2 separate regions of the Mus musculus genome follow, and region 2 is linked to region 1. A link is a loop called in an ENCODE intact Hi-C map of the cell type or tissue named here. Cell type or tissue: heart. All regions are shown on one strand. Links, peaks and the distances in the headings refer to the core of each region. The heading gives the core; the rest is flanking DNA.

The links. Peaks named below come from ENCODE experiments on the same cell type or tissue, not always from the same donor. Only the 100,000 strongest peaks of a DNase experiment are listed, where the experiment ranks them.
Region 2: it touches region 1 in a loop (6-fold over the local background); 14 of 42 quality-filtered maps call a loop at or near these places.

The regions. Positions count from the first base shown.
Region 1 is chr15:98,988,310-98,998,837 of GRCm38, forward strand. It overlaps 4930578M01Rik (RIKEN cDNA 4930578M01 gene), which reads left to right. Exons shown (of 4, transcript NR_045991.1): 4 at 431-972. Among named protein-coding and RNA genes, the nearest start is that of 4930578M01Rik, 7.6 kb to the left of the region's middle. In heart, for the core only: a CTCF peak has its summit at 5,792 (motif pointing left); DNase peaks (open chromatin) are centred at 3,052, 4,412, 4,922, 5,802 and 2 weaker places; H3K4me3 peaks cover 3,097 bases; H3K27ac peaks cover 6,767 bases.
Region 2 is chr15:98,923,487-98,934,014 of GRCm38, forward strand. It overlaps Tuba1b (tubulin, alpha 1B), which reads right to left. Exons shown (of 4, transcript NM_011654.2): 2 at 9,487-9,709; 3 at 9,206-9,354; 4 at 7,943-9,076. The coding sequence ends at 8,096. It overlaps Gm41396 (a long non-coding RNA gene), which reads left to right. Exons shown (of 5, transcript XR_001781764.2): 3 at 10,075-10,528. Among named protein-coding and RNA genes, the nearest start is that of Tuba1b, 5.6 kb to the right of the region's middle. In heart, for the core only: a CTCF peak has its summit at 5,328 (motif pointing left); a DNase peak (open chromatin) is centred at 5,215; H3K4me3 peaks cover 590 bases.

The sequences.
Region 1 (10,528 bases), core at 1,521-9,520:
CTGGGCTGAAGGGTTCAGGGTTGGGGGCAGGGTATGCCAGGTAGGGACTGAGGGATGCTGGCAGAGTCTGGAGGCCAGCTTGCTTTGATGTGTAAAATTTGCAGCTCAGTGCCTTGTCCCTGGGTCTGAAACTGAACAGTGTGTAGTTGGTCGGACACTAGCAACACCACTACTATAAGGCGCTTAGTTAGGTTCATGAAGTCAGGCCATTGCCCCTTATATTGCAAAGAGCTGGTCAAGGAGATCAGGGGAAAGAGATTTAATGATAGCTTGGCTAAGACAGAGTTCTCTCCTCACCCGCCATTACAGGTTAGCAGAAAAGATGCCTCGAAAGCCAAGAAAAGCGAGCGTGTACTATAACCTTGAGAACGTTAACCAGCGTCTTCCTGAGGTGCAGGTTTGGGCCTTGATTATCCCATTTGTCTTTAAGGAGTCCATTTGTGTTGAAGTTTGGGCCAAGGATGTGGGGCCGTAAAGCCTTGAGCAGCGACACAGCAAGCATAAAGGACTAAGGAAGATGGACGCCTAATACTTTCAGTCTAGGGGGCCAATGACCTGGCTCTGGAACCACCAGCAGAAAGGTTCACCCCTGGATAGTTAGAATACTTACCCTTTTAATGAGATGCTGTGCCTTCCCTTCCCAGAACTCCCACACCCCTGCAGGTTTGCAGGGCTGCACTCAGCCACAAGTGCTTTTCTTTTAGGATCTTAGGGGGAAAAAATGTAACTTTTCCTTTGTTCTATCTTGGCTGCAAGTGGCTGCTCGCTGTTCTGTGTGTGTGTGTGTGTGTGTGTGTGTGTGTGTGACCTCCAACCTCAGATTAGCTGGAATGGGATGGGGTTGTTTTTTTCTTTTTCTCTTCTCCAGTAGTCCCCTCTGGGAAGCTACTGAGATTTCCAGCTTCTCTGCCTGGTCCTTTTGTTTGCTTGTTTGTTTGTTTTAACTTCTGATACAATTGTCCTTCATCTTCTGTTTGCATCCTAAAGTATTTTCTTAAAGAGACTAAGAATCCCAAGAGGGGACACCAATTTCCCCAGGACTGGCGAGATGGTTCACCGAGGAAAAGTACCCACTGTGCAAGCCTGAGAACTGGAGTCTGAGACCCAGTGATGTGTTTATAGAGATAAGGAGAAGGGGGGAATCTGTTCCATGGGGGTGCGGTGAGGTACGGGGGAACGGGATGTCTCAGCGGGCCCAGGCAGAGGCATCCCTTCCCCTTGAGGGACCAGCCACAGGACAGTATAGAATAGAATAGTTTATTCAGGGCATGGGGAGGGAGTTAAAAGGGTAGAATCACCATGGCGCATGCACGCCTTTAATCCCAGCACTCGGGAGGCAGAGGCAGGCGGATTTCTGAGTTTGAGGCCAGCCTGCTCTACAGAGTGAGTTCCAGGACAGCCAGGGCTACACAGAGAAACCCTGATTTGAAAAAACAAAACAAAACAAAAAGAGGGTGAGAGAGAAGTAGAGGAGGCTGGCCATGACCATGAGCACGTGACAAGAGGGATGGGGAAAGCAATGGGAAGGGGAGAGACAGAGAGAGAAGCAAGAGATCAAGAGAACGAGAGGAGGGGGCAAGCAGCCCATTTTATAGTGGGCCAGGCCTACCTGGCTGTTGCCAGGTAACTGTGGGGCGGAGCTTCGACAGAATGCTAACACCCAGGGCCCAAATAAAGGTGGAAAGAGGGAACCTGCTCCACATGGGCCTCTCACATCTGCATGCCCCCCCACAGCCCTGCAATGATACAAGAGCTAAAGACTTGAGAATGGAGTCTTTTTCAAAATAAACAACAACAACAAAAATCAAGGCAGGCCAGTTATAAGCTTCAGCAGCTCCCGGAGAGGCTGAAAGGAAACTAATAACAACAAAGCCCCCCCCCCCCCCCCCCCGGGGCCGTCTGTATTAGGTCAGACATGGCGGACAAGGAGCCACGTGGTGCTTTAGAGGCTTTGGAGAAAAAGGAGGGCGACTCAGAGTTGGGGGGTGGGGGTGGGGCAAGAGCCCAGCAAAGCATGCTTAGAAAAGAGATAGAAGGAAGAAAGAGCAAGAGTGGGAGAAGTTAAGTTTTTCTGGATAATTCAGAATAATACCTGGCTGTGATCCCACGGCCCTGCAAGCGTCAGCACTAGGGGTGCAGTGGGGGGTGGGGGGGTTGGGGGGAGCACAGTACCTCATTAAAGAACTGTTAGATTATGATATGTGTCTCTATCATGGCTTAAGGATGCTAGGGACGGTCCCTTGGCTAAACGACTGACTCAGCCTAACTGAAAGGTTAGGCCTCCGCCAAGGCCAGATATTTCATCAGTTGTTTGTGTGTGTGTTTGTGTGTGTTTACTGTAACACCCACCTCATACACAAACAATAGCAGTAAATACAATTTTAATAAATGGAAAGATCCCCAGTTTGGAAAGAGAAAATGACCGGGTGTTTCGGTGCCCCACCCAGTCTGCGCACTGCAGACTTCTTCCCCAAGTAACAGTTTTTGTTTTTGTTTTTTTCTCGGAGGTTAGCTCTGGCTCTCACTCTTAGCTTAGCACACTGATTTTGCAGATGAAAAGCGGCCAAGGGTGTGGTGGCAGAAGGGAGGGCTCCGGGGGGCTCTTTCTCTCCCGAAACAGCTACAGCTTAGGATCTGTACTGAGTTGCCTCTTCCCGAAGGCAGTCTTTGTGTTTTATTTCATTTTGAGGAGAAAGGACACACTTAGGAAATTTTGCTTGGGAGCTCAGATTCAAATTTTCAAAAGGTGGGAGTGCTGCTGATTTAGGCAGGGCTGCAAAGCTTTGGGTTTTGCACAACTAAAGGAGAAAAACAAAACTCACAGCAGGTTAGAATTCTAAATATAGACGGACCACCTTGCTTTTCCTGGAGTTCAGGGCTCCAGAAGATCCAAGACCGATAGCAGGGGTGAGGGGTTTATTCTGCCAACTCCTCCTAAGAGAGGGGACCAGCTGGTGGAGAAGGGGAAGGGACAGGTGAGAAGGGAGGAGGGGAGAAGAGAAGGAGCCTTCTCCTTAACGAAGAAAAAGCCCGCTCCCCTCCCCCCTCAGAAGTGCTTGGCTTTGTGTGAGCAGACGTTCTCTGGGGAGTCCTCCAAGGGAGGCCCCTGCCGTGTCCATGCTTAGTTTAGTAGCCTTTGGTTCAACAGTCCAGGGTCGGGCAGGGAGATGTGTGCCTGCATTGTATTAATGTTTTCAGCTTCTCTGTTCTTGTATCTTCTAGCTGAAGGACACTTAGGTACAGTTAGGGGAGGCTTTCCCCTCCTTCCTCCCGGCAGATAAACAAATGTCAAACATCTTCCTGGCCCGATTCACTAAAAGTTACTAAATATCCCCCTTTGTCCTCAAAACAAAGAACCCCTAGTGCTCATCAGGATGGATCCGGATTGCGAGGGCTTGGAGCCCAGACACCTAAGGGACCTACTAACCCAGCTTTTCTCCCTCCTCTTGCCTTTGACCTCCTAATTCAGGTTTTTCTGGCACTGCCGTTGTGAACAAGAGCCTATAATTAATGCTTACACATGAGCCGAGATGGGAATCACGGTCTTCAGGTTAAACAGGGACCCAGTAAATAGCATCCCTTCTACTTTTCCTGCCATGGGGACTTTTACCATTTCAGACAGCTGGACGTGGAAACGCATGCCTTTAATCCCCAGCACTCCAGAGGCAGAAGGATAAATCTCTATGGATCAAATGCCATCCAGAGTTATATGATGAGACCCTGTCTCAAACAAACAAAATCAGCTCTATGTATACACAGTGCATTCTAATCACTGTTATACCCAGCTTCTCTATTTCCCTCCCAGTCTGTGGGACCTCTTATTGTTTCTGTTTTGTGCCCACTGAGTTAGCCAGGGCTCCCTTTGTGGCCACAGGCTGGTTTGCTGCGTTCACTGGAACAGTCTGAACTGCTTGGGTACAAGGCTGAAGACAATGCCTGTCCCTCCCCAGAGTGCATCACAGTGGTTCAGAGTTCAGGTTGGAAGCGTGGCCTCCTGGATCTCTGACAGCCCTGGCCAACTGCATAATTTCAGGTGCAAGCGTGCTATGAAAGCGCCCATCTGTGGATCTTCATTCTCTTACAAGAAGTCAAACGCAGTTAGGAAAGAGTTTTAAAATCAGCAGTCGCTGTGAGTGGAAGATACTAAGGAAGACCTAATCACCGAATAATGTGAACACAGGGTTGGTTGTCCATGAGACAGCACCTGCTACTTAATGAAAGCAACACAGTAAGAGCTGCGTTAGCATCATCCTGCCTGGTTCCCGGCAACCAGGCAGGCTCAGGAGCAGATAGCAATCTGTCATCTTTCTGCCGGCTTCAGCTATAGGGGAGAAACAGAAACGTGGTACCACAATCCACTTCCAGTGGATGATGGTGACGTGTTCTAAGGAGATGGGTGCAGAGGCTCTTGTCAAATGAGGGAAGAGAAAACGGAAGTGGGGAGAGGAGGCGGGACTCCAGAAACCTCACTGCAACCTTCCTAGAATAATATTGCCAGACAGAAATGGCAAGCGCATCCACGTTTAAAACGCAATTCCCTGCTCATATTTAAAGCCTGCCTTAAAGCCCCATTAATATTTGACAAGTCCCATTAAGACAGGGATAAAATAAAATTAAAGTGGACCCCTATCAGGTTCTGCTTGCCATCCTCCACTGGAGTGGTCTAAAATGACAACGTTATACAAATCAAATCCACCCTTTTTCGCTTTAGGAATTAAAGCCGCTAAAACCCCCAGGGAGACTGCCTTCCCTAACTATAGCAGGCATCGAACTTTCTCTTCCTGGCAGAGGGGCGGCTCCAGCTATGTCCCTGGCTCCTAAGGTCCTGGTGAGCTCTCTGGAATGTGCAGGGTCCACGCCCTGCGAGCCCAGCTCTTTGTCGCCTGTAACCAGCAGGCGGCGCTGTCCCCGCGCTGCGGCCACCGCCCGGCTTCCTCCGAGGCCATTTCCGTCGCAGCGGGTGAGCTCACCGCCGCCACGCCTTGGAAGTCACCCTGGGCGATTGCTTAAGTTTCTGGACCATCCTGCCTCTTCTTTTATGTAACGTCTCTTGATTTCTTTTTAACGTTTCATACGTTTACACGGCGAGTATTGATCCTAGCCGAGAATTCTACCTCTGAGCTGTATCCCCAGCCCCTTTGTGCTCCCGTGGCGATTACTACTGTTTGAAAAACGTGGGCAGGCCCAAGGGCTCAATGGAGAAAAGCGCTTGCAGCTCAGGCCCTGCTCATTGAGAGTAATTCCTGGAGCACACTTGGAAACCACACCGCAAACAGTGGTACTTTGCCCTGCACACATGCCCCCACTCAAATACTTAGGCGTGGAGCAGCGGCTCAGCAGTAAAGAGTGCTTACTGATCTTGGAGAGGACAAGGTTCGGCTCCATAGCACCGACGGTCTCACTATTCACAACTGCCTGTTACTCAGGTTCTAAGAAATCAGGTGACTTCAAGCCTCTATGTAGGTGGAGCACATAAACACACACAGCTACATATGGGACATATAAATCCTTTTTTAAAAAAAAACAAACAAAAGTGGAACATGTAATGAACAAAGTGCAAATATTTCAAAAACAAAACAAAACCAACCTGCATTTTTTGAGTTGTTATCAATTAACTTTTTAAAAGACCTCAACATTAATTTTACCAGTTCTAATAAAAAAAAAAAGGCCTCTGACGCAACGAAGAAGGCATTATATGCTGAAAATGAGAATATCTTTTTAATCTTGTTTCCCCCTGCCTTCTACAAGCATGGCATACACAAAAGCCGGAGAAAATTCAGCTGTGGCGCCATCTGCTGGACACTCTGACTTGCTGCAAGAACTTGCAGGTCGAATCAGTAAGGTGTCGCGGTTGGTCGCGAAAACCTCGCTTTTTGCCCAGGAAATAGCGCCAAGGCAGTATTACATGCTCATACAAAACCAAATACATACATACATACATACATACATACATACATACATACATACATACATACATACATACATACATACCACTAACACTAAATAATAATAACTTAGCCGGGAAGGTGTGGCACATACCTTTATTTCTAGTACTCTGGAGTCAGTGGCAGGCGATCTGTGTGTTCGAGGCCAGCCTGGTCTACAAAGTGAGTTCTAGCATAGCTAAGGTTACACAGAGAAACCCTGTCTTGAAAAAACCAAAACCAAAACAAACCCCTATGAAACTGGCCCTTTGATAGAAAAAATGCTTTGGGAATGATGGTCACAGGTAAGCCCAGGGTCACATACTCTATGGCACGAGGCAGAATTCACTTAATTATATGCCTCCATGTTGAGCATTAGCTGAAAACTAAAAGCTTGTTTTTCAGCACTGCACACAACTGAGTATCCGGGACAGACGAAGTCACCGTTCCCTTGTTCTCTTGAACGGACTGATTTTGCTGAAGGAAAGAAGTGTAAAAGTGTGGCAAATTGAGCTGGGAGCTTGAAGGTGGTCTGCGGTAGCCTGGGTGGGGTTTGGAACTCTTTTTTTCTCTCTCTCTCTTTTTTATTAGGTATTTTCCTCATTTACATTTCCAATGCTATCCCAAAAGTCCCCCATACCAACCCCCCCAATCCCCCACCCACCCACTCCCCCTTTTTGGCCCTGGTGTTCCCCTGTACTGGGGCATATACAGTTTGCATGTCCAATGGGCCTCTCTTTCCAGTGATGGCTGACTAGGCCATCTTTTGATACATATGCAGCTAGAGTCAAGAGCTCCGGGGTACTGGTTAGGAACTCTTCATTAAGCCCTGCCTCCAGTTTTTCAAACTCTTGGGTAAGATCTGATTTACTTGAAGATTTTTCTATTTAGGAGAGGCAGGCCCTTTCCACACAAGGGTCTAAGCCCATTTGCAAACACATTTATTCAGAGGCTTTCGCGTAAACATTGCTTAGTTGAAATACTTCACTCAGCATCCTTGCAATTTTGTTGCAACACATTCAGAAGCCACTTGGGGAAACCCGGGGAAAGCAGAAATGTAGATCAGATTAAAACTGGCCCACCCACCTGGGAAATCGGGGTTCCGCTGCAGAAGCCTTGGTAATGGAAACATATTAACAACACAGAGCTCTGACCACCGGCGCTTCAGGGTCACCTTGAACAAGACTAAGTTTTTATATTCTGGGATGAGCTTTTAATGGTTTTCCTGAGATGAAATAACTTCAACCTTGTGGCCTGCAGGAGCCCAGCTGATTACAAAATCCCGGGTTCCTGTCAGGTAACGTCCATATTCAGTCAGTGTGTTCTAAGAGCTTCCTCTGCTTCTTCAATAACTAGGCCCTGCAGGGTGAGACTGTCGGATCCACTGCTAGCAGCATTAGCCCTCTCAAGGGACACGTGGAGAAGATTCAGCAGCCACCAAGAACACAGAGTGGGAAATAAATGTCCCCTCTAGCAAGGGCTGAATGGCTTGTCAGCAGATGAGAGAGGGGTTTTGTCAGTTTGCTTGGCTTTTAAAACAATCTTTCTGTGTAGCTCAGGCTAGCCCCAAACTTGGGGTAACATTGCTTCATTTTCCTTAGCACTAGGGTAACATCTAACCATAAATTATGCACCGATGCTCTTCTTTTTTTTTTCTTTTAGATTTACTTATTATTATATGTAAGTACATTGTAGCTGTCTTCAGACACCCCAGAAGAGGGCATCAGATCTCATTATGGGGGATTGTGAGCCACCATGTGGTTGCTGGGATTTGAACTCAGGACCTTTGGAAGAGCAGTCAGTGCTTTTAACCGCTGAGTCATCTCTCCAGCCCATGGATGCTCTTCTATATCGAGTTTCCACTCTGCTTATCATATAGGGAACAATAAATGCATAGCAGCCATGAAAATGACTGGTTTTGTGTCCTTGGAGGAAAAGGAGGGAGCAGGTAGAGAGGCAGCTAGGAAAACTGCAAGGGGAAAAGGTTATCCTGAGAGTCAGCGACCCTCAGAAAACAGGCGCCGTCTCAGCTGATAGCAAGAAGCTATAAAAGGAACAGGAACCCTTAGGGGCATTCCACTGCAGGCTGCCTGAGTGCTTTCTACATATGGGAATAGATACAATTATTAAATATTGCTATAGTGTTCCCAACTCAAGGGCATGGTACACTTTCTGGAATAATAATGTAAATAAAAAATAATAAAAATAATTTTAAAAAATGGGAGGTACTTTTAATTTTCTTTACCCATGTGCCCTTTGTTGCTTTGTAGAATGGGGCTTCCAACCTAGATCCACCTCACAGGCCCAGGAAGTCTCAAATCCCCGAGCTCTGGCTCCAGGTGGAGAGGAATTTTAAACATATTTATTACCGGGCGTGGTGGCACACGCTTTAATCCCAGCACTCGGGAGGCAGAGGCAGGCGGATTTCTGAGTTCGAGGCCAGCCTGGTCTCCAGAGTGAGTTCCAGGACAGCCAGGGCTACACAGAGAAACCCTGTCTCGAAAAACTATTAATTATTTATTCACGTGTCAGGACCCGCAGAACTGGAGTTACAGGCAGTTGTGAGCCGCCACGTGGGTGGTGGGTGTCAAACCCAGGTCCTCTAGAAGAGCGTCTAGCGCTCTTAACCGCTGACCCAGCTCCTCAGCCCCAGGCATGATTCTTGATTACAGGAAAGGTTTGAAGAAGAAGGCTTTTCAAAATGCTGCATTGTGGAGTAAAAACAGAGGCGTCATTTCAGTCCTTGTGAGGAAGCTCCCAGTTTGGGGCTGATCAGAGCAAAGCCAAATGCCATCTGGTTGGAAAGGAACCGTGAAATCTTAGAGGTGGGAGCTGATGATCTGTGGTTGCTTTCCAGAATGGAGCTGGCAAGAGCCAGGCCTGGTGGGACAGGCTTCTGATCACAGCTACTAGGGAGGCTGAGGCAGTATCGTGGGGGCATCCACCAGAGAAGACCGGTGAGACAGGGATGTAAGCCAATAGAAAGTCTTTATTAGCTGGCAGAGACTATACTGGGTGTTCAAATCCCACCGTAGCACTAAGCCTTTCTCAGGTAAGCTTTTAAGCACAAAAACCATGTCCTGGATCGACATCCTTCGGTAAACAAGAACAATTAGCCAGGAGCAGAACTACAGAAGCCAAAAAGCAAGCTTAGTACATTTAGAGACTTTCCCAGAGCTATGGACGTTGATGGATTAGGTCTTTGTTTTAGTTTTGGCAGGTGGTGCTGTCTAAGTGCTGAGTTCTACAGCCTGAATGGTACGGAGTCAGTTGTGCTAAGACCCGCAGCCCTGTTACAGTAGGAGTAGGAAGTTCTCAAGCTCAAGGCATACCTGTCTACAGAGACCGTAGTTAGTACGGCATGTGTAAATCCCTAATGAAAAGGTACAGGGTCCAAAATGCTGCTCAGCTCAGAGAAGGCAACTTGTAAGGACTCTGGTGGGGGGCCGTGGTGTGGCTCAGTGGGTAGAGTGTTCGCCTAACATGCAGGAAGTCCTGAGTTTGAGCCCCAGCACCACCTAAGCCAAGTATGATGGTGACATAGTTGCAATCCTAGCACTCAGGAGGTGTAAGAGTTCAAGGCCATCCTTAGCTACATAGTGAATTCTAGGTCAGCCTTGTCTAGAGAGTGTGACCCTGTCTCAAATAGAAAAATAAGAGAAATGGAAAAGAGCCCAAACTTACTTTCTGAGGGTTTGATAAAACACATTCTTTGTATCACAGCAAACCAATAAACAATCCTCATTGTGATGTTAATGCTAATTGTCAGCTTGATAGACAACAAAGATGGGCACCCTTGGTGGTATGCCTCTGGAAGATTCTCTCGGTTGCCTTGAGGCCGGATCCATTGTGTGTGCAGCGGGGCCCATTCATTCCCTGGTGGATCCTGGACTGTGTAACTGGAGAGGGGGATTGGGCAGCAGCTTGTATCCATTGCTTTTCCTGGCTGTGGAGGCAAAGGGACCTCTGTTTTAAGCTGCTGATGTCTGGACTTCCCTGATAAGATGGACGGTTGTGCGGGGTCTCTGCACACACAAGCTGGCAGAGTGTCTGTCTCCGTGAGCCAAGAAGAAAGTCTGGTTGGTCCAAACTTCAAAGACTCTGGACACCGGGAAGTTTATTTTAGGCACATTTAAGTACAGTACAAACTGGAAAAAAGTTTCCCGGTGTAACACAATCCTGTGTGTACAATAAAAGCTGTGTGAACAATGACATCAAAACTCTTTCCAAAGTACATGTCACCTCTTCCCTGAAGACGGGTTCTATAGATAGACTACAGTGTCATCTGAAGGGCCTGGGAAAGATCCAGTGTGTTCTCAGCCATATAGGACAGAGGTCACCCTGGCTACTAACCACACCCATTCCCAGCCTCCTGGGTGGAGAAGAGGTAGGTTATAATCTCATCTCTTCCCCGAGTGTTTACCTTCCCTGGCCTCTCAAGTGGGGGTGGAGGTGGGGGTGGGGGTCGAATCTCAGATAATGTGCATATGAGACATTTATCATTCCGAGCAGCAAAGTTGCCGATATGAAGTAGCAATGAAATAGCTTTATGGTTGGGGGTCATCACAACATGAGGGACTGTGTTAAAGGGCTGCAGCCTCAGG
Region 2 (10,528 bases), core at 884-8,883, 65 kb before region 1:
AAATAAAGTCTTTTTTAAAAAGTAAGTCAGGTGTGGCGGCACATGCCTTTAATCCCAGCACTCTTGAGGACAAGACAATCAAATCTCTGTGAGTGTGAAGCCATCCTGGTCTACATAGGACATCCAGGGCTATGTAGAAAGACTCTGTCTCAATTAATTGATTAATTAGTTAGTGAATTTTAAAGAGAGAGAGCTGCAGAGGCAGTTCAGAGCTTAAGAGCATGCATTGCTTTTGCAAAGGACCTGAGCTGGATTCTTATCACCCACCCTGGACAGCTCTTCGCTACCTGCAACTTCAGCTCTAGGGGGAATCTGTGTGCGCATATATGTGTGTGTGTGTGTGTGTGTGTGTGCTTATACTTATACTCATGATTAAAATATAAAAATATTTAAAAAATAAATCAGTAGTAAAGTATGCCAAGTTGATTGGTGTGAGGGAGATTCATCTGTCCTAAAGACCGCTCCAAGGCCCTCGCAGGTGGAACAATAGGGTGGCTTGACTTGTGTCTTTTTTTAAACAAATTCCAACCTTGGGGTTTGATTTCACACCACTTCCTCCCCTCCCTCTCGTGTGTGTGTGTGTGTGTGTGTGTGTGTCTGTGTCTGTGTGCGTGTGTGTCTGCGTGTGTCTGTGTGTGTGTGAGATGCTGAAGATTGAACAAACAGTTTTGAGTAAATATTGCATGCACTCCCCTGCTGACATATACATTAGCCCAGAATGTTTCTTTTTTTTTTTTTTTTTTTTTAAGATTTACTTATTATATATGAGTACACTGTAGCTGTCTTCAGACACCCCAGAAGAGGGCACAAGATCTCATTGCAGATGGTTGTGAGCCACCATGTGGTTGCTGGGATTTGAACTCCTGACCTTCGGAAGAGCAGTCGGGTGCTCTTACCCACTGAGCCATCTCACCAGCCCGCTTTTTGGTTTTTTGAGACAGGGTTTCTCTGTGTAGCCTTGGCTGTCCTGGAACTCACTCTGTAGACCAGGCTGGCCTCAAACTCAGAAATCCACCTGCCTCTGCCTCCCCAGTGCTGGGATTAAAGGTGTGCACCACCACCTCCGGGATCCAGAATGTTTCTTAAAGAGAGATCTGTGTCGGAGGCTACCCTGGTCTACAGGGCAAGTTCCAGGATAGCCAGTGCCACACAGAGAAAATCCTGTCTCAACAAAACAAAAACCAAAGAACAAACAATATACCACCAGATCAGGGGCAGATCTACTGCTCTCTGGATGGGCTGGAATGTGTGCCCTGGTCCACAGCCCACATCACATACACCTTGCCAGATTTTCTATTTATTTTGTTGGCTCAGACTTTGTATCTGAGATCTAGGTCCTCTCTACTGTAACCCGGTGTTGTCCTCATTCCAGCCTTCTATTCAGTCCTTAGGAGGCCTTTCCACACCCTTTCTGACCTCAGGACTCTGGATCTGTTGTAGATCACTCCCAGCTCGCTCCTGGCTGGCTCCCTAACCCAGGATGGCCTTGAAATGTCTGATCTTTCACCCATTTATCTCCTGGTTTAAATTTTACAGTTCATGGTCGTCTCCCTCACCACCTTATCTAAAGCAACCCACTTTTTAATTTTTAAATTGTTTTGTATATATGTCCAGGCACATTCATGGCACTGTAATGTATGGAGGTCAAAGAACAACTTCCAGGACTGGGCTCTTTCTATCTTGTGGGTCTTGAGACTCATGCTCAAGTCTTCAGATTTGTCACTTTAGGCTAAAGCCATTTCACCAGCCCAAGCAACCTGTTTTTTCATGTTATCAGAAGTTGCCATAGTTGGATTTAACTTGCGTATATTAATTTGCTGGCCTTCTCCCATATAGACTTCTCTAGAGAATCATGTTTGTCTTGAACTAAGTGATTTTCTTAGCTTTTGACCTGCTGTACATACCCAAGGACAAACATTTGCAAACATAGGAAGAAAAAAAATAGCCAGCATTATTAATAATCAAAAGATTTAGGTTCTGAGTCTACTAGTCTGTTGTTCTGAGCTATACTACACTTTATCTCACCTTCCAGTCAGAATTTTTTGTTTGTTTTTTGCCTGTGCTGGGGATCCAATCCAGGACCTGCTAGTACATGCTAGGTAAACACTCTACCATTGATCTATAATCCAGCCCTCCAGACCTCACTTTTTTTGTTTTAAGTCAGGGCTGTACTCCATAGCCCAGGCTGGTTAGAAATGAACTATGTAGTCTAGGCTATCATCTTCAAACTCATGGAGTGTGGGAAGCCACATGTGCCGTTGCTGAGTGGCACTGACTACTGCTGGCCACCACGCATAAGATTGGACAAACAACCAATGTGTACATATGCAGGAAAGTTTTTTGCAAAAACACTGCCTGGCCCAGGCATGATAATGAGGTTCTGTAAGGTACTGAGAGTATAACCAATCGGATGTGAGACATGCAAATGAGATATGATAATGAGGTTCTGTAAGGTACTAAGAGAGAGTAGCCAATCAGATGAGGAACATGCAAATGAGGCTTAGTGCATAACCAATCCGGGTATGAGACACGCCTCTCCTAGGCCTATAAAAGCAGCACCAGTTCTGGGCTCGAAGTCTTTTCGCCTCTGCAATCAAGCTCTCCCAATAAACGTGTGCAGAAGGATCCTGTTGCAGCGTAGTTCTTGCTGGTCGAGTCCGGTGCGCGCAAGAATGGAGGTCCTCCTGCCTCCGACTCTCACAGGCACTAATTATTATGGAATCTGAGTATACATTGAACATCTACGGAGAACTGATTTTGAGCCTGTTTTACTTATTTTGAGACAAGGTCTCGCTGTGTAACTCAGGCTAGCCTCTAGTGCTGGAATTATGGAAATATAACACTACAATCTGGCCTGAAGTGCACTTTAGAAGGCAAAATGCCCAGGACTACAGAGATGGCTCAGCAGGTGAGAGCACTTGTTGCTCTTGCAGAGGACCTGGGTCGAGTTCCCAGCACCTACATGGTAGCTCACGACCTGTAACCGTTAGTCCTAGGCAAAACCAGTGCCGTCTTCTGGCCTGACTTTCCTTAGGCGCATGCACACTTTGTTTGTTTGTTTTGAGTTACCGTGTAACTCTAGCTGGCCTAGAACATGTTGACTAGGCTGGCTTCAAACTTACATACCCAACAAAAGTAAAATTTGATAATGATGATATAATGATGATGATGCAGAGCTAGAGCTAGGCAGTGGTGGCACACACCTTTAATCCCAGCACTCATACTTCGGAGGCAGAGACAGGCAGATCTTTATGAGTTCGAGGCTAGCCTGATCTACAGAGCAACTTCCAGGACAGCCAGGGCTGCACAGAGAAACCATCCAACCTTTGTGACATAGTTATTCCCCCTAGCCAGGGCTAGGAAAAAAGAAAAAAATAAAAAAAAAAAAAGAAAAAAAAAAGGTATCAATACAGCTAGTCAAGTCAGAACTGTACAGTGTAAATTCAAGCTGCAGTAGAAAGAGCTTAGAAGATCTAGGAGAAATAGCCTAGTCTGGCATCAACCTGTGACTTAACCCTCTGCAAGCCCAGTACCTTACGTTTCCTTCTGTGATAGGTCTTCCTGTGTAGCCAAACTAGCCAAAAGCTCCCCGAATGAATCTCCTCACTCGGCTTCCCACTGTTAACATGGCTGTTAATGTTTACTGGCCTACTGAGGACAGGTGGCACCTGACTTGGGGCATAGGATGTGACCCCAAATTTGATAACACACTCTCTCCAGATTCCCCAAAGGGATTTCTACCTCTCTAAGTTTCAAAAACTACCATTGAGCACTGAGTGGTTGCGATAGAGTACAGCTTTAATCCCAGCACTCAGGCAGCAGAGGCAGGTGGTTCTGAGTTCAAGGCCAGCCTGGTCTAGAGAGCGAGTTCCAGGACAGCCAGGGCTATGCAGAGAAACCCTGTCTCAAAAACTGAAAAAAAAGTACCAGTGAGCACTGAACGAAGGTCCATGCTTTCCACCGTCCCAGGATTCTCAGCCTGTCTCTCCTGCCTCAGTCGATTAAAGTGCTTACAATCCTTTTCTTTAAAAGGATATTAAAGAAAACCTCCATTTGGATGAAACCTGCTTTCATTTCATACTTGGTTCAGTGCAAGGGTGCCTGCGTGGTATGCACAACGCCCTGAGTTCATCCACAGAGCCAATAAAAAGACAAAGAAGGGCTGGGACTGTAGCTCAGTTGTCAGAATGATTGCCCAGCATTCACACACACACACACACACACACACACACACACACTCCTGCGCACAAGAACACAAGATGAGGGATATGACTCTGCTTTCTTTTCTTACTTTTTGTTTCGTTTTTCAGTTTTCAAGACAGGGAGTTTCTCTGTGTAGTCCTGGGTGTCCTGGAACTCATAGATCTGGAATCCACAGAGATCCATCCACCTGCCTCTGCCTCTCACATTCCGAGATAAAAGGCATACACCACCACTGCTCAGCACCTCTGCCTTCCTCATTCAAACTCTTCCTCTGAACACTGGAACACAGCATCCACAAGCTGTCAGTTGAGAGTGGCAGAGGGGAAGAAGCTAGTTCTAGCAACACAGTGTCAACAGTAGCAGCCTGGAGATGACCACCAGTGACTATTTCTTTTTTCTTTCTTTCTTTTTTTTTTTAAAGATGACCTATGACTTTTTTTTTAGAATAATTTATTTATTTATTTATTTATATAAGTACATTATAGCTGTCTTCAGGCACCCCAGAAGAGGGCATCAGATGGATCCCATTACAGATGGTTGTGAGCCACCATGTGGTTTCTGGGATTTGAACTCAGGACCTCCGGAAGAGCAGCCAGTGCTCTTAACCTCTGAGCCATCTCTCCAGCCCTAGTGATTATTTCTTTGTATCAGTATTGAGTTTAGTTTAGTTTAGTTAATATAGCCACATTCTCTTCTTTAGTTCCTGTTGACCCAGAAGCCATGCCTTTTTTTTCTTTTTTTCTTTTAATTTTTTTTATTAGGTATTTTCCTCGTTTACATTTTCAATGCTATCTCAAAAGTCCGACATACCCCCCCCCTTTTTTTTTTTTACTATTGTCCTGGAGTAGGAGTGGAGAGTTTGGGTCTCAGGTCGAGAAACTTCTTGGGTATGAGGTTGCTTCATTCACTGTGATGGAACACCAGGCACGGCTTCCTCCAGTAGCTGCCAAAACAAAATTTGACAAGCCGTGAATGCTAGGCATGCCCCGTGGGTCACTTCCTGTTTGCTGCATTTTTTTGAGCCTTACCTCCAAGGTGATGGCAAGGGCAGGCTGAGTTCCCAAGGCTTGGCTTGGCTTGGCTTTCCTGGACAGAGAACTCCTTGTCGGTGGTGCCATCTGCAGGGCATTAAGGAATTTGCTAGGCACTTTATGGGAATGGGAGGGGTGGATGTCTTCTCATTCCGCAGTCTCAGACTGAAAGGTTCTTCCTGCCTTCCGTGATGAAATCCTGAATGTCTACCCTGGATCACAGCATGGACCTCCTTAAGGCTGAAAGACCCGTATTCGCTCTAATCCTTTAACAGGCAATATTTAAACCTGGACCCAAAGCTGTGGTATCATCTTCCTTGCTTGCCAATTAAATGTGTCATCTGTGAGATGAGTAACCCGAGTCCTCCCACTTTAACAATGACCTTAGGCGGAAGGTGAAGAACGCTGAGCTCTGAACGCATTTTAGCAGGCTGTGGTTTTTGTTGTTTGTTTGTTGTTTTTGTTTTGTTTTTAGCAAATGTTAAGGCTAATGAGATGCCAAGTTCGATCACCTAAGTTTGATTCTCACAATCCATATGTTGGAAGAAGGGAACCATCTCTGGCTTCCACAGCTACAGGGCCTGACAGGGTGCTGTTAACTCCTGTGAGCAAAGCACAATGGAAATCCACAGTGCAAAGGAAGAAATGGGCCCAGAAGGGGATGGAGCGTCAGGACGGAACAAGAGCCAAGTCTCTCTCTGACCCCAACCCCTCAGGACTCCCCTTCTCCAGAGGCTGCTTAAAGAGGATGTGAGCTGGAAGGAGAATGTGGGAGTTTTACAAACCTTTAAAATGCACATTGACTATAAACAATAAAGATCTTAAGATGGCCACGAACACTTGTACTTTCCTGTAATCCTAGTATTTGGGAAGCTGAGGCAGAAGGACTGCCATAAATTAAAAAAAAAAAAAAAAAAGCCAGGGTGTAGTGGCAGATGCCTATAATCCCAGCATCTAGCCTGAGGCAGAGGCAGAGGCAGAGGCAGAGGCAGAGGCAGAGGCAGGATCTCTCTCAGCTCTAGGCTAGCCTGGTCTACTACAGAGCTGGACAGCTAGGGCTACACACAGAGAAACCCTATCATGAAAAAAAAACAAAAAACAAAACCTCAAAATGGTAACTACAACAAACCGGGCTTAAGAGGGAAAATCAAGATTTAATAATTTTTCAGCCTCCTCTGGGTCACAGGCATCGTCGCCAGGCACTGCACCCTGATCAACTTCTGCCTGATCCTCCTGCCTCCACCTTGAGTCCTGAGATTATAGGCCTCAGCCACCATGCCAGGATGAATGCAGTGTTGGGGCTCAAACCCAAGGCTTCATGAATGCTGGGCAAACATCCCACAAACTAAGCTACAGATGCACTTCTGCATCCCCAAAGGTGTTGCTTTACGACAGGGTCTATGTGGTCCCGGAACTCGGAACTCACAGAGGACTGCCTTGAACTCAAGAGATTCACCTGCCCCTGCCTCTTGCACGCTGAGATTAAAAGTGTGTGCCACCACACCTGGCACAATCTCTCTTGTGAAGACGTTCTGTATCTGTGTGTGAACTCGTGCATGCTCATACAAAACTGTGCACATGTGTGGCCAGAGGTCACCCCAATGTTGTTTCACAGGCATTGTCCACCTTGTTTTGGGTGCTTTAGACTTATTATATGTACACATGTGGAGAATTTGCAGCCTCCAGAAGGCATAGGGACCAGATCTCCCTGGAGCTGGAGCTAGTAAAATAACTAGATGTGGGTGCTTGGGTGAACTTGGGTCCTCTACTAGGTCATTTGTTAGCCTCTACCTTGGTTTTTGTACAATGGTTTTTGAGACAAAGTCTCTCAGTCCGAAGTGGGATTTAGACTGGGTCAGACTTGCTGGTTAGCAAGCACAAGGGCATCTTCCTCCGAATATTCAGCATAAGCCAAATACCTAGTTTGCTTGCTTTTCTTGGGACAGGGTCATTACAGCTCAGGCTGGCCTTGTATTCCTGGTCATCCAGCTTTTATTTTTGGCCTCTAATCCCACACTTGGGAGGCAGAAGCAACCCTGGGCTACATACCAAAATGGATAACAAGACCAGCATAGATAACTAAGACATCGCAAAATAAGTAGAGTATAACAGCAGGTTTATCACTTGTCTTTCATGTCTGGGGCCCTTTGTTCAATCCCAAGTACCAAATATCCTCATAGTGGTATAAATGGGAGTACTTTTATCATTTACCAGTGTTCCCACATCCTGTAGACAGTGTACTCTTCCTTTGGCTCTTTCCTAGTAGGAAATGACCAGTTAACTGTCACCCCTGTAGACTTTACCTTAGCAGTAAGGGACAAAAACTCTTAGACTTCATGCCTTTTGGTAGACCCCAATCCTCAAACTGGAATCAGGGCTAATTGGAATTCATACCACTCTCAAGATATTTGCAGTTCAAACAACACACCCTCCATGCCCTGTGTCAGCCTGGCCTCAATGGAAGTAAGTGCACAACCAGCCTTAAGGATCACTTGACATCTTGGCAAGTATTTTAGGTAGCGTGGAGTCAAGCAAAGCTCCCATGCCATACAGACTTTCTCAGTCTAGTGCTCCCCTAGTACCCAAGAGGCAATGAATCAGCTGAGCGGTTACCTATAATGACTATCACAGGGGATTGCAATTAGCGAGGCAGGCCTAGGCTCATCTGAGCTACAGGATCTGAAACAAAGTATCCAGAAACAAAACTCTTTTCTTAAAGCTTTTACTTTGAGACATCATGGAAAACTTAAGAGGTACAACATGGAGAAGACATGATCACAGAATGGAAACAGCACAGAAGCATCAGTGCCTGCAACTAATACTGGAGCAGTTTGACGACACAGGGGGCTCAAGGAATGGACTTAGTACTCCTCTCCTTCTTCCTCCCCCTCGCCTTCCACAGAATCCACACCAACCTCCTCATAATCCTTCTCTAGGGCAGCCATGTCCTCACGGGCCTCAGAGAACTCACCCTCCTCCATGCCCTCACCCACATACCAGTGCACAAAGGCACGCTTGGCATACATCAGATCAAACTTGTGATCTAGGCGAGCCCAGGCCTCAGCAATGGCTGTGGTGTTGCTCAGCATGCACACAGCTCTCTGCACCTTGGCCAGGTCACCACCGGGTACCACAGTGGGAGGCTGGTAATTAATGCCAACCTTGAAGCCAGTGGGGCACCAGTCTACAAACTGGATGCTGCGCTTGGTCTTGATGGTGGCAATGGCAGCATTGACATCTTTGGGAACCACATCACCACGGTATAGCAGGCAGCAAGCCATGTATTTACCATGGCGAGGGTCACATTTCACCATCTGGTTGGCTGGCTCAAAGCAGGCATTGGTGATCTCTGCTACAGAAAGCTGCTCATGGTAGGCTTTCTCAGCAGAGATGACAGGGGCATAAGTGGCCAGAGGGAAGTGGATGCGAGGGTAGGGTACCAGGTTGGTCTGGAATTCTGTCAGATCAACATTCAGGGCCCCATCAAATCTGAGGGAAGCAGTGATGGAAGACACAATCTGGCTAATAAGGCGGTTAAGGTTGGTGTAGGTTGGGCGCTCAATGTCGAGGTTTCTACGACAGATGTCATAGATGGCCTCATTGTCTACCATGAAGGCACAATCAGAGTGCTCCAGGGTGGTGTGGGTGGTGAGGATGGAATTGTAGGGCTCAACCACAGCAGTGGAAACCTGGGGGGCTGGGTAAATGGAGAACTCCAGCTTGGACTTCTTTCCGTAATCCACAGAGAGCCGCTCCATCAGCAGGGAGGTGAAGCCAGAGCCAGTTCCCCCACCAAAGCTGTGGAAAACCAAGAAGCCCTGGAGACCTGTGCACTGGTCAGCCTGTGGGAGAAAAGGAAATGTAATGTTTTATTAGGAGGGCATAAACTTAGCACTATTTGCAATTCCTTTAGATTGGGAACCAAGACACCCTCCCACTGCATTTTAAACCCATCCATATATGGCATTTACCAGCTTGCGAATCCTGTCCAGGACAAGGTCAATGATCTCCTTGCCAATGGTGTAGTGGCCACGGGCATAGTTATTGGCAGCATCCTCCTTGCCTGTGATGAGCTGCTCAGGATGGAAGAGCTGGCGGTAGGTGCCGGTGCGAACTTCATCTGCAAAGGGAGAAGACATCAGCCATCGGCCACCGAGGACACACACAAGCTCACTCACCCTTCTGGGTCTGGAGAGAGATTCTGAGTATGTGACCAAGAAGGAATGCCTGGGGAAGCCCCCAGCCAGCTTACCGATGACCGTGGGTTCCAGGTCTACGAACACTGCCCGGGGCACATGCTTGCCAGCTCCTGTCTCACTGAAGAAGGTGTTGAAGGAGTCATCTCCTCCCCCAATGGTCTTGTCACTTGGCATCTGGCCATCAGGCTGGATGCCATGTTCCAGGCAGTAGAGCTCCCAGCAGGCATTGCCGATCTGGACACCAGCCTGGCCAACGTGGATGGAGATGCACTCACGCTGTGGTAGGGAAGGAAAAGAAAAAAAAAAAAATCTATTAGCAATGTTGCAAAGTAACTGGAGTTCTTAGTGGCACTATGTGACAAGTTCTGCATGTTCCACACCTAGGTGTGACTACTGCCTTCTCTTTTTGAAAACCAATATACAAAGGCCTTTCATCTACCCTCTGAACTCTGTTTTTGCTCTGGTGTCCATATCTTGGAACAATTTTAGGCACAGGAAGCACGTGGCTGGAGCAGGGAGGGGAGGGGCCCAGCTTCGGGGTCAAGGGACAGGGGCTCTTCAGAATGTGGTAAAGGAGCAGTGTTAGAGCATGCACCTGGAGCAGCCTGCAGGCTGATGGTCTTAACTTCGTCTATTTGTAGGTACAGAGCTCTGCTGTTCTACATATGTCCTGATTCAGCAAGGGATTATCAACTGCCGAGATCCGATTTCTGTTCCCTCAAAACACTTCACTGTCATCATCTGATACCACACAAATTTCTATATCGAGATAGTCGACCTTCTTGCTTTTGGATAACTAAGGTTTGTGGACTATAGTCGAGGAAATATTCCCCGTATTTCTTATGGCTTTCATTAAAAGCAAAAAGGTCGCGGGTGAGACCGCAACTCGGTAATAGCTGAGTTAAAATGGTAGAGATCCTGCGTTAGACCCTGAGCTCAAAACAAGGATCCAACTGGAGACACACCCTAAACGAATTAAACCCGCAGCGTCTCAGCGCGCACGCGCACACTGCGGAGGCTGTTCCCGCCGCTCTCAGGCGGGAATGTAACGGTTGCGCATGCGCCTTGTGTCCGGCGCCTTCCCGCCCCCGCCTT